Regions from separate parts of the Homo sapiens genome. Here region 1 is linked to region 2. A link is a loop called in an ENCODE intact Hi-C map of the cell type or tissue named here. Cell type or tissue: heart left ventricle. All regions are shown on one strand. Links, peaks and the distances in the headings refer to the core of each region. The heading gives the core; the rest is flanking DNA.

Evidence for each region. Peaks named below come from ENCODE experiments on the same cell type or tissue, not always from the same donor. Only the 100,000 strongest peaks of a DNase experiment are listed, where the experiment ranks them.
Region 1: a loop joins it to region 2, with 8 times the contacts of the local background. A loop is called at or near these places in 1 of 110 quality-filtered maps.

What each region holds. Positions count from the first base shown.
Region 1 is chr1:228,296,228-228,301,609 of GRCh38, reverse strand. It overlaps OBSCN (obscurin, cytoskeletal calmodulin and titin-interacting RhoGEF), which reads right to left. Exons shown (of 116, transcript NM_001386125.1): 49 at 2,893-3,156; 50 at 2,088-2,351; 51 at 1,465-1,728. Among named protein-coding and RNA genes, the nearest start is that of OBSCN-AS1, 85 kb to the right of the region's middle. In heart left ventricle, for the core only: no CTCF peak of the experiment used is centred there; a DNase peak (open chromatin) is centred at 2,929.
Region 2 is chr1:228,238,526-228,243,907 of GRCh38, reverse strand. OBSCN (obscurin, cytoskeletal calmodulin and titin-interacting RhoGEF) reads right to left here. Exons shown (of 116, transcript NM_001386125.1): 11 at 450-725. Among named protein-coding and RNA genes, the nearest start is that of OBSCN-AS1, 28 kb to the right of the region's middle. In heart left ventricle, for the core only: no CTCF peak of the experiment used is centred there; no DNase peak of the experiment used is centred there.

The sequences.
Region 1 (5,382 bases), core at 313-5,312, 58 kb before region 2:
GCTGCTAGCTTGAACTGATTCGAACAGAGATGGGACAAAATGAAGGAAGGATGTCAGACTTCTGAGAATCCACAGGATGGGCCAATAGAGCTACATGGATATAAACAAGATATTCTGTAAGAAAAAGGAATAATGACCCAAAAGTTAGTTCAGGAGTTGACAGGAATGGCATTATAACCAGAGGGTAGAGGGCACAGGCCTGGAAGTAAGGCTGTCTCCTCCTCAGTTACAGAGAGCCAGACACCTCCACTCAGGGCTGAGGGGGTAGAGTTGCAACCCTGTTGGGTCGAGAGGACTAGGTATTAATCCAAAGCCTTAAAACCTAATAATATTTGTCCTGCTAGGGTTACACCTTACTTGGGACCCGTGACTCATTCCTCCTTTCCAGTTTCTCCCTGATTCAGAATGTCCATCCTATGCCTGTCCCACCATTGTGACTTCAAAACAAATAACTTGTCTGATTTCACAGCCTCACAGATGAAGAAAAATTTTGCCTCTGTATAAGTCACACTTTATCTCCCTCACAGTTGACTCAGATGATATTTAGAGGTGATTTGGACTAGTTGATATTGAAATGGGCTAAGATTTGGGACTGTTAGGAAGAAGTAAACATATTTTGCACGTGAGAAGGCCATGAATTTTGAGAATCCAGATGGTGGAGTGTTATGGTCTGAATTGTGCCTCAGAAAAAATGCATATGTTGAAGTCCTAACCCCCAGTACACGTCAGAATATCACTGTATTTAAAGACAATCATTGAAAGGAAAAATGAGGTTGTTAGGGTGGTTCCAAATCCAGTATGACTGGTGCTCTTATAAAAAGAGGTTAGGACACACACATGCACACAGAGGGACATCCATGTGAAGACATGGGGAGAAGACAGCTGTCTACAAGAAGAGAGGAGCTGACATCTTGATCTTGAGATTTCAGCCCCATACTTCTGAGAAAATAAATCTGTGTTATTTGAGCCACCCTGTCTGCAGTGCTTTGTTACGTTAGCCTGAGCAGATGAAGACAATACTCCTTTAGAAGCTTGGAATGACCACAAGGATCAATCAGAACACTCACCAGCCTGAAGAGGGGCCTGGCCTGAGCCATCGCTATGTCTGTCAAAGGACATACATTTCCTGACCTCCATGCCTGAGGCTCAAGAGCTGGTGGACATCCACAGGCCTTTGCAAGATGGCAGGGGCCCCAGACAGCTCTCCTGGACCCTGACACCTGCCTGCTGCTCTCCCTGTCCTGACACCTGGGGACCCTGCACTATTCACCCTTGGGGTCTGTATGCCCAGGCCCTAGATTAGGCCATCCAAGTGGGTCCTCAGCATGCATTTGTGAGATGGACCACAAAGATGAGTGACTGAATAAAATGTCAACGACACTGAGAGACACTGGGAGAGCACAGAACATGTGGGTTAAGTGGGGGAAGACAGAAGTCACTCAGGTGGTCACATGTGGTCTTTACCCCTGACAGTGAGCGTGGCCGAGGTCCTCTCCTGCTCACATATGCACGAGTATTCTCCAGCATCTGCTATGACCAGGCCACGAATCTGCAGCTCACAACTGGTCCCATCCTGCTTCAGGCTGTACCTGTCCCCATCTTTGAGGGTGTTGGGCCCCTTTCTCCACTCCACGGGGGCCGCCTTTCTCAGCTTACATTGCAATGTGACTGTAGCCCCTTCTGTGGCCTTCTGGTTTCTCATATCCTCTATGAATCTGGCAGGCAGGGCTGAGAAGGACCAAACAGTCACTGATATCATCAGACTGTCTGGAGGATTTTTCGGACAGAACATGGACACCAATAAGGAGCCACACAAACCACCAAAGGACCATAGCTAGATGAGCAATATATAAACAATGAGAAGGCAAATGGCCCAGGAGGCACAGAGAACACACAGGGACATGCATGAGCAGGAGGACATCTACTGATGAGAAGGGGAGGCAGGAGATACCTAGAGGGCCCCAGTTAGAGGACAGACAATCACAGGGTTTCCACAGGAGATGTGCCACATTTGGAGGCAGAAGGTGGTGACACAGAGAGGTGTATACACCAAGCCACAAGCCCACATGGCCACATAGGATCTTTACCCCTGACAGTGAGTGTAGCTGAGGTCCTCTCCTGCCCACACACACATGAGTACACCCCGTTATCTGCCATAGCCAGGCCATGAATCTGCAGCTCACACACAGCCCCGTCTTGTCTCAGGCTGTATTTGTCCCCATCTCTGAGAGCCTCAAGGCCTTTCCTCCACTCCACAGGGGCTGCCTTGCTCAGCTCACATTGCAGTGTGGCTGTGGCCCCTTCCATGGCCTCTTCATTCCTCAGACCCTCTGTGAACCTGGCAGGCAGGGCTGGTGGAGGGATCAGAAAGACATGGACACAATTACATTGAGCACATGAAAGAGACAGGACATGGATGGCACAGAGAAGACACAAAGCCCAACTGGACACAGACCACATGCAGGGTATGCCAAGCACAGGCTGTAGATTCCCTCTGTTCAGCCTGGTAACATCACGAAGTAACCACGAAGGAGCCCCTTCGTGGGCTCCTCAGGCCTCAGAGATAACGTGAATCTGCCATGCAGGGCCAGAGAGGGTCAGAAAACACAAAGAACATTAAATTCCTTGGAAAGCGCTGGTAGATAGGACATGACAAGATGAAAGACAAGACACAATCCAATAGAACAGGGCCCACAGTATCACAGGAGAGGGAATCTGGATGTAGATGAGAGTTTCTTCTGGTTCCTTCAGCAGCCCAGGAAGCTGGAAGGGATAGTGTGGCATGACGTGAAGAGTGTGGCAGTCTGGGGGAGACCATGCAATGAGCAGAGATTGATGGCAAGAAGTGAACAACTGGACACCAGAACGCAGATCTGGACAGATGGACTTTACCCCTGACAGTGAGCGTGGCCGAGGTCCTCTCTTGTCCACACATGCATGAGTATTCCCCAGCATCCGCCACAGACAGGTCATGGATCTGCAGCTCACACCTCGTCCCATCCTGCTTCAGGCTGTATCTGCCCCCATCTCTGAGGGTCTCAGGACCCTTCTTCCATTCCACAGGGGCCACCTTGCTCAGCTCACACTGCAGTGTAGCTGTGGCCCCTTCTGAGGCCTCCTTGGTCTTCAGATCTTGAGTGAATCGTGCAGGCAGGGCTAGGAAGGGTCACATGGACAGAAGCCATCAAACCCTCTGGAGGATCTGAGGGACGCAACCTGATTATCTAGGAAGGAAACAGAAGCAGATCTCGAAGACATGGGATAAGGCGGACCAAAGACCATGTGAGACTGAGGTCTTCCTGTGTTCTGCCTATGAGGTGCAGATTGGCTGAGAGATGGGCTCCATCCTGGATCTCTTCTCAAAGGGCATCTTGTCCTACCCATGTCCTATCATTACTAGGAAGCAAGACAGGCTCCTGCAACTTCCACATATGCAATAATGTGATACATCTCTCTCTTCTCTCTCTCTCTTTCTCCAGCCTCACAGGAGGCACCTCCTTGTCCTGACACCTGCTTCCCATTCTCATACAGGAGATACCCATCCCAGGCAGGGCTTCCATCCAGCACTGCTCATGCATGGGCATACCTCGGCTCACTGCCAACCATCCCAGCCCACACAAGGACCTGCTGTCTCCACCTCACTGCTCCTGTCCTGACTTTACTGGATACACATTGCCTTGGCTCAATCACCAAAACCCCCAACAGACTCCAGATGCGGCTTCTACATCACACCTCTGACCCTTCAACCTGCTGTCCTCTCTTCCCTCCTGACTCTAAGCAAAGTGAGAGCTCACAAGGTACAATGGAGCAAGCCCCACCCTGGTTACCCCGTTATGGTCTGATTGTGTCCCCCCAAATTAATACATTCAAACCTAACCTCTAGAACCTCAGAGCATGACTGTATTAAAGATAGGGCCTTTAAAGTGGTAACTAAGGTTAAATGAGGTTGTCAGGGTGTGCCCAACTCCAATATGACTGGTGTCCTTATAAAAAGCAGATATTAGGACACAGAGACACACTGAGGAGTGACCATGTGAAAAAACAGAAGACCGCATCAACAAGCCAAGGAGAGAAGCCTCAGAGGAAGTCAACCTAATAACACTTCACCTCAGACATCTAGTCAGAAAACTAACACAAATATTGGTACCAGGAGTAGGGTGCCATTGTAACAATTATCTAAAAATGTGGAAGTGGCTTTGGAACTGGGTAATGGATGGAGGCTGGATGATATTTGAAGTGCATGTTGGAAAAAACCTAGATTGCTGTGAACAACCTGTTCATGGAAAGATGGACATTAAAAAAGATGGACATCTGGTCAGACCTCAGATGGAAATAAAGAACAGGTTATTGAAAAGGGGAGGAAAGGCGATCCTCATTATTAAGTGGCAAAGAACTTGTCCGAATTGTGTTGTGTGTGGAAGGTAGGACTAAGAAACAATAAAATTTTGCATGTTTAGTTGAGGAAATTTCTAAGTAAAGTGTTGAAGATGAAACCTGTTTTCTCTTTGCTGCTTATTGTAAAGTGCAAGAGGAGGGAAATAAATTGAAGAAGGAATTGTAAATAAAAAAGGAACCAATACTTGAAGCTTTGGAAATTCTTCAGCCTAACCACATGGTAAAAAATGAGAAACTGTTCTGAAGAGAACATCAAGGGTGTGGCTAGACAACCATTTGCTAAAGCACCAGGTGTGCAATTTATGGATCCAATTAGTCATCTCAACAGAAGCCAGGAATAGAGATGCAGTTATCTGGAAAAGCCTCTTGTCTGATGGTGTGGACCTCCATGAATTGCATGGGAGGCCAACTCAGTTTCTGATAATCTTATACCAGCAGATTCGAGTGAACTGGATTGAGGTGGGATAAAATGAAGGAAGGCTATCAGACTTCTGGGATTCAACAGAATGAGCTAATATCACTATATGGCTGCAAACATGTCTTATCCTTCAAAATAAAAGAATGACCCCAAAGGCATCAGCAGGGCTTCCACTGCCACTACAGGTCCAGGGATCAGGACCACCTCTTCCCAGAATGGAGGGGGAGAGGCTGTTACCCAAGGATGAGTGGATAAGATATTACCCAGGTCTGAGAGATTGGGGATAACACTCTGGTTGGCATGGAGGACTGGAATTAAGTCAAAGAGAATTATTTTTCAGACTTTAAAAAAAAAGGTAGAGATGGGGTCTCACTGTTACCCAGGCTGGAGTGCAGTGGTACAATTATAGCTCACTGCAACCTCAAACTCCCAGGCTCAAGTGATCTTCATGCCTCAGCCTCCCTAGTAACTGGAACCCCAGATGTGTACCACCAAACCTAACAATTTCTTTTTTCTTTTAGGAAAAGGGTCTTGCTATATTTCCAGGCTGGTCTAGAACACCTGGCCTC
Region 2 (5,382 bases), core at 236-5,235:
CACATAAAACAGCCCTCAGAATCAAAGGGAAAACAAATATGTTTTCATATGAGAAAAAAATGAGAATATATATAACCAGCAGAGCAGCTTACATAAATACTGAAGATAATACTCTTCAAGAAGAAAAAAAGGAATAATAATCCCAGAATACTGGGTCCAAATCTTGACTGCAATTTTCTGGCTTTGTGAACTGTGGTAAATTACTTCCTTGTGTGTTATCTTAAAATGGGAATAATCAGAGTTCCTCCTCATAGGATTGTTTTGAAGTTTAAGCAAGCCGAAAGACAAGTAGCATTCACAAAATCTATGCCCCTTGGCACAAAATTAATACCTGCTAGTTGTTATTTTAGGGGAAGCTTTGTAAGAAAAGAGGCAATTAGGTGGCACCTCCACGCTAATGTCACTAAAAATTATCCTAAGGAACATAAGAAAGATCTCAAGAAACCCACCTGTGATGTGCAGGCGGAAGGAGACCCTCTGGCCCCTGGCCTCGCAGCTGTAGTCCCCGGCATCTGTCTTGCCTGCCTGCTGCACCACCAGCCTCCGTCTGCAGCCCTTGGCCTCTACATGCACTTTCAAGCTGGAGCTCAGCTTCTTCCCATCTTTGTACCACATCACCTCCGTCTGGGCCTGGGCCACCTCGCAGCTCAGCGTGGCACTGGCCCCTGCCTCAGCCTGCACCTCACTGTGTGCCACCTGGTCCTTGGCAAACACCACCTTGGGCTCTGGGGACAGAGTGGGACACACAGGGTCAGACATATTCCAATTACTAGAACTGAATGAGGGCCCACCTTCTTGATCTCAAAACTCTGATGGTTCAGCCACAAGCCTGCCCTGTTCCTGGATTTCTCAACAAAAAGAACTTTACGTTTTGAAGATGCACAGGGCAGGCAATAGGTTAGTTCTCAGAATCTGAAGCCTCCCAGTTAGATAATTTTCAGACTGGTATATGCTGCAATTCAGGCTCTGGCATTTATTTACCAGCTGTGATCTCCTAAGTATACAAACAAAGAGAAGGACAGTTTGTGACCTGCACACCAATGCATAGGTATTTTCAGACATAATTCCTTAAGTAACACTGGCAAAATGGGCAGTAGCACTGACTCACAAAGGACTGCTAATGCAGCCTACAACTTCTAGAGGGCCAATTGCCATTGGTATAATCTAATCCTAGGCCTTGGGATTGGATCTTTTCATTATTTTGGTTTCCTCATATCACTACTTTCAGCACCTATTATGTTACTTTAGATGACATTTTCCTCTTATGAAGTGTATCTATTGGTAATTCTCTCAGGAAGGTTTTGTGAATGGTAAACTCTGTCAATCTACTTCCTGAAAATGTCTTTATTTCACACTCACTTTTGAATGATAGCTTAGCTGGGTATAGAATTCTAGGTTGACAGCTGTTTTCCCTTGCTAATTTGGACATTATGCCATTATTTCATTTCTGGGCTCCTCATTGCTGCTGAAAAATCTATAGGAAAGGTAACTGTTGTTCTGTTAATATATTCTTCTGTCTGGTAGTTTTAAGGCTCTCCTCTTGGTTTTTGGCCTTCTACAATTCACTATGATATGTCTAGCCGAGAATTTATCTTCTTTACACTTACAATGATTCCTTGTGAGTCTATAAATTTAGGATTCATGTTGTTTATCATTTCTGAAATTTTTCTGCATGGCCTCTTTTATTATTTTTGCTTCTTCCTCACTCTCTGTAGTTTATCCTAAAAGTCCTTTTTTAAATTTACTAAAAACGTATACATTTATTATGAACAATGTGTTTTGAAATATGTATATACTGTGGAATTGCTAAATTGTGCTAGTTAACATATGCATTACCTCATATATGTATCGTTTTATGGTGAGAACACTAAAAATCCACTCTCTTAGCAATTTTCAAGAATACAATACATTGTTATTAACTACAGTCACCATGTTGTACAATAGATCTCTTGAACTTATTCCTCCAAACTGAAACTTTGTACACTTTGACCAACATCTCCATGACCTAGCTCCCCCTCAAGCCTCCGGTACTTTACTCTCCACTTCTACGAGTTCAACATTTTTGGATTCCACATATAAGTGAGACTGTGCAGTAACTGTCTTTATGTTTTATTTCACTTAACATAACATCCTCCAGCTTCACCCATGTAGTTGAGTGGCAGCTGAATAGCATCCCCCTGCATACCATAATATACAACACATATTCTTCATCCATTCATCTGCTGTTGGACACTTAGATTTTTTAAAAATCTTTTTAAAAACATATTTGTGCCCAACATACAAAAGATGGTGTTTTTATGTTGTAAATTAATTTTTACAAAGGAAATAATGATGCATCCAGCTGCCTGCCTTTCACTAGCTCATCCTTGGTGACCTGGTGGCTCTGCTAGGGCTGGCAGATGGACAGCAGCAGGTGGTGAGGCTCTGACACCCCCTCATGTCACAGCAGTAACCGGAGGCCACAGAGGCCAGAACCAGCCCTGCATCTTACCCCTGCTCTCTCTCTTGCCCTTCAAAGCCTGGTTGGGGAAACAGCTGTAGACACCAGCTGTGTCCACATCCTCATCTCAGATCTGCTTAGCAGCCATGGAGCCCTTGCTCCTGCTAAGGTCACCTGTGCCCACTGGGGCTGCGGTCCTTCAGCCCTTCCCCAGCCGCTCCTGCTTCACCATGGCATTCACACCTGCACGTCACTTATGCATCAAAGTCTTCACTGACCCCAAAATACGACTCTCTAGATTCTCTTCCTGCTCCTTTGGGCCTCTTCCTTGGTGGTCTCAGCCTCCTCAGTGTTGCCCCAGGGCGAGCCTTGTTATCACGGTCCCTTGCCCATGGTGTCCTGGTGCACGCCCACCCTCTCCTGCCGTTGACATGCCAACAAATCCCAAAGCTCCCTTGTCAGCTCAGCATCGACCGAGGTCCAGCCCAGAGAGCTACTCCCTCCTGGATGTCCCACATAGGCTAATATAGCAACCCCCAACATCCCCAGCACTTTCTTTATCTGTCCTGACCCACCTGCAAGTTTTCCCCTCCAGGCTTGAACCAGGCATGGATAAAGGTGTTTAGGCTGTTGCTCAAGACTCTGAGAAATCCGCCATCTTGCTAAATACAGAGAAAGCCACCCTGCTTGGCCCTGAGCCAGAGTCCTCATCCCTGAGATAAACTCCATACCCTGACCCCTCATGGCAGACATGCCTGGGTGGGACATCTGCCTTCTTGCTGTCTGTTACAAGAATATGCTGCAGTCCTCCTCTGTAAGCAAGTTCCTCTAATAAAGCTCTGGACTGATCGCCCTGGGGTTTGGTGCTTCTTTCTGTGGAATCCTAAGCATCCCACTGTGGGACGGTTTGGGGCACTCCCTTGTGGGAACTCCTTGCCACTGCCTTTGTGGCAACTCCAGCCCCAGGTTGGACAGGACGGAACAGCTCCTCACCCATTTCTCCCCGCACACCTACTCCTTGCCTACTGCCCCATCTCAGATACAGCCCCTGCATCTACGCATCTGCCCAAGCTTGCAGTTCACCTCCCATCTCCTCTGTTCTCAACCCTGAACCCACCTGGCCACCACTCTGTTGTGCTCCACCTCTGGTTTTTTTTTTCTTTTTTTTTTTTTTGAGACGGAGTCTTGCTCTGTTGCCCAGGCTGGAGTGCAGTGGCGCAATCTTGGCTCACTGCAAGCTCCGCCTCCTGGGTTCATGCCATTCTCCTGCCTCAGCCTCCCAAGTAGCTGGGACTACAGGTGCCCACCACCATGCCTGGCTAACTTTTTGTATTTTTAGTAGAGACAGGGTTTCACCGTGTTAGCCAGGATGGTCTCAATCTCCTGACCTCGCGATCCGCCCGCCTCGGCCTCCCGAAGTGCTGGGACTACACTTCGGGCCACCGCGCCCCAGCCTGTGCTCCACCTCTTAAATGGCTCTTGAGCCTATGGCCTCCTCTCCACCCTCGGGACCTCGGGCCCTCTGCAGACCCAGCCCTCTCCTCCACCCACGGGACCACTGTCCCTCTGTAGGCCCGGCCCTCCCCTCCCTGGACCAGGCAGGGCAGAGCCTCCCGCCTCTGATCCCCCCCATCCTAATCTAGTCTCCATGGTGCAGTCAAAGTCTAACTGTGAAACTTCTATGTTTTCATCCCCAGGAATTAAGGACCAAAGTCCACTCCGGAGGTGTACAGGACAGCCCAAGTGAGTGGACACCAGCTTTCAAATGCACCTCCAAGTCCACACCTGTCTTCAAAACGATCACTAAAAGAGCTGCTGTGTTTTTAAACCAAGTTGACTAAGTGTTACCGCCTCACTGAGCATGCTGAGGAGTCCCAGAGCCGAACCTCTGCAGCCAGATGTTCTCAGGGACCCGGGTATGGATTCAGGCACTGCGAGGATCTTGCAAGGACCCACACAGCAGCCTGTCAGCAACGTGTCTTCAGCAGCGGTGCTAGCACTGGGCATGTGGCAGACCAGCATCCCGCATGAGCACCTCTAAGCATGAGCACAGATGCAAATCCAGTCACACAGCCGCAGCATACTCAACCAGCTGGGCAGCTACATCTGCTGCTCATTCCATGGCCCTCGAATCTGCCTGATCACCAAGGGAGGGCTTCCCCAAGCTCTTTGACATTTGTTATGTTTGCTTTAGAGAAGGACTCACAAAGTACTTTCAGGGAAACTGTGTCTCTTTGATATGCACTTCACAAAATCACTCACAATCACACTGCATGTGGATGTGTTTGAGAATGGGAATGTGTTTTAATATGTGTATGTAATATGTATGAGCAAGTGTGTATGTTTAAGTGTGTTTTCATGTGTATGTGTATCATGCATGTATTTGTGTGTATGAGATGAAGCATGTGTATGCACATGTGTGTACGTTTGTGTATATGTGTTTAAATGTGTATATGTATGTGTGCAAGTGTACATGTGTTTGAATGTATGTATATGGTATAAGTGTGTATGGGGGTATATGTGTATATAGGTGTATGTGGGAGTGAGGTGTCTGTGCGTGTATATATGTAGGTGAGTGCATATGTAGGTATTGTGTGTGTATTATGTTTAGGTTTGTGTGTGTCTATGTATGTGTGTGTATATATGTCTTGTGTGTTGTTTGTGTGTATTTAAATGTATTTATGCATATGTAAATGTGTTGTTGGGATATGTATGCATGTATGTGCAAGTGTGTGTGTGTGAGTTTATATGTGTGTGTGTTCATGTGTGGGTGGTGTATGTGTGAGTGCATGTGTATGTTGTGCAAGTGTGTGTAGGTGCATGTGAGTGCACGTGTGCATGTGTGTACATTCATACGTGTGAGTGCATGTGTGTGTAGGTGTGCATGTTAGAATGTGTGTGTGCATATGAGTGCATTGTGAGCATGTGTGTGCACATGTATG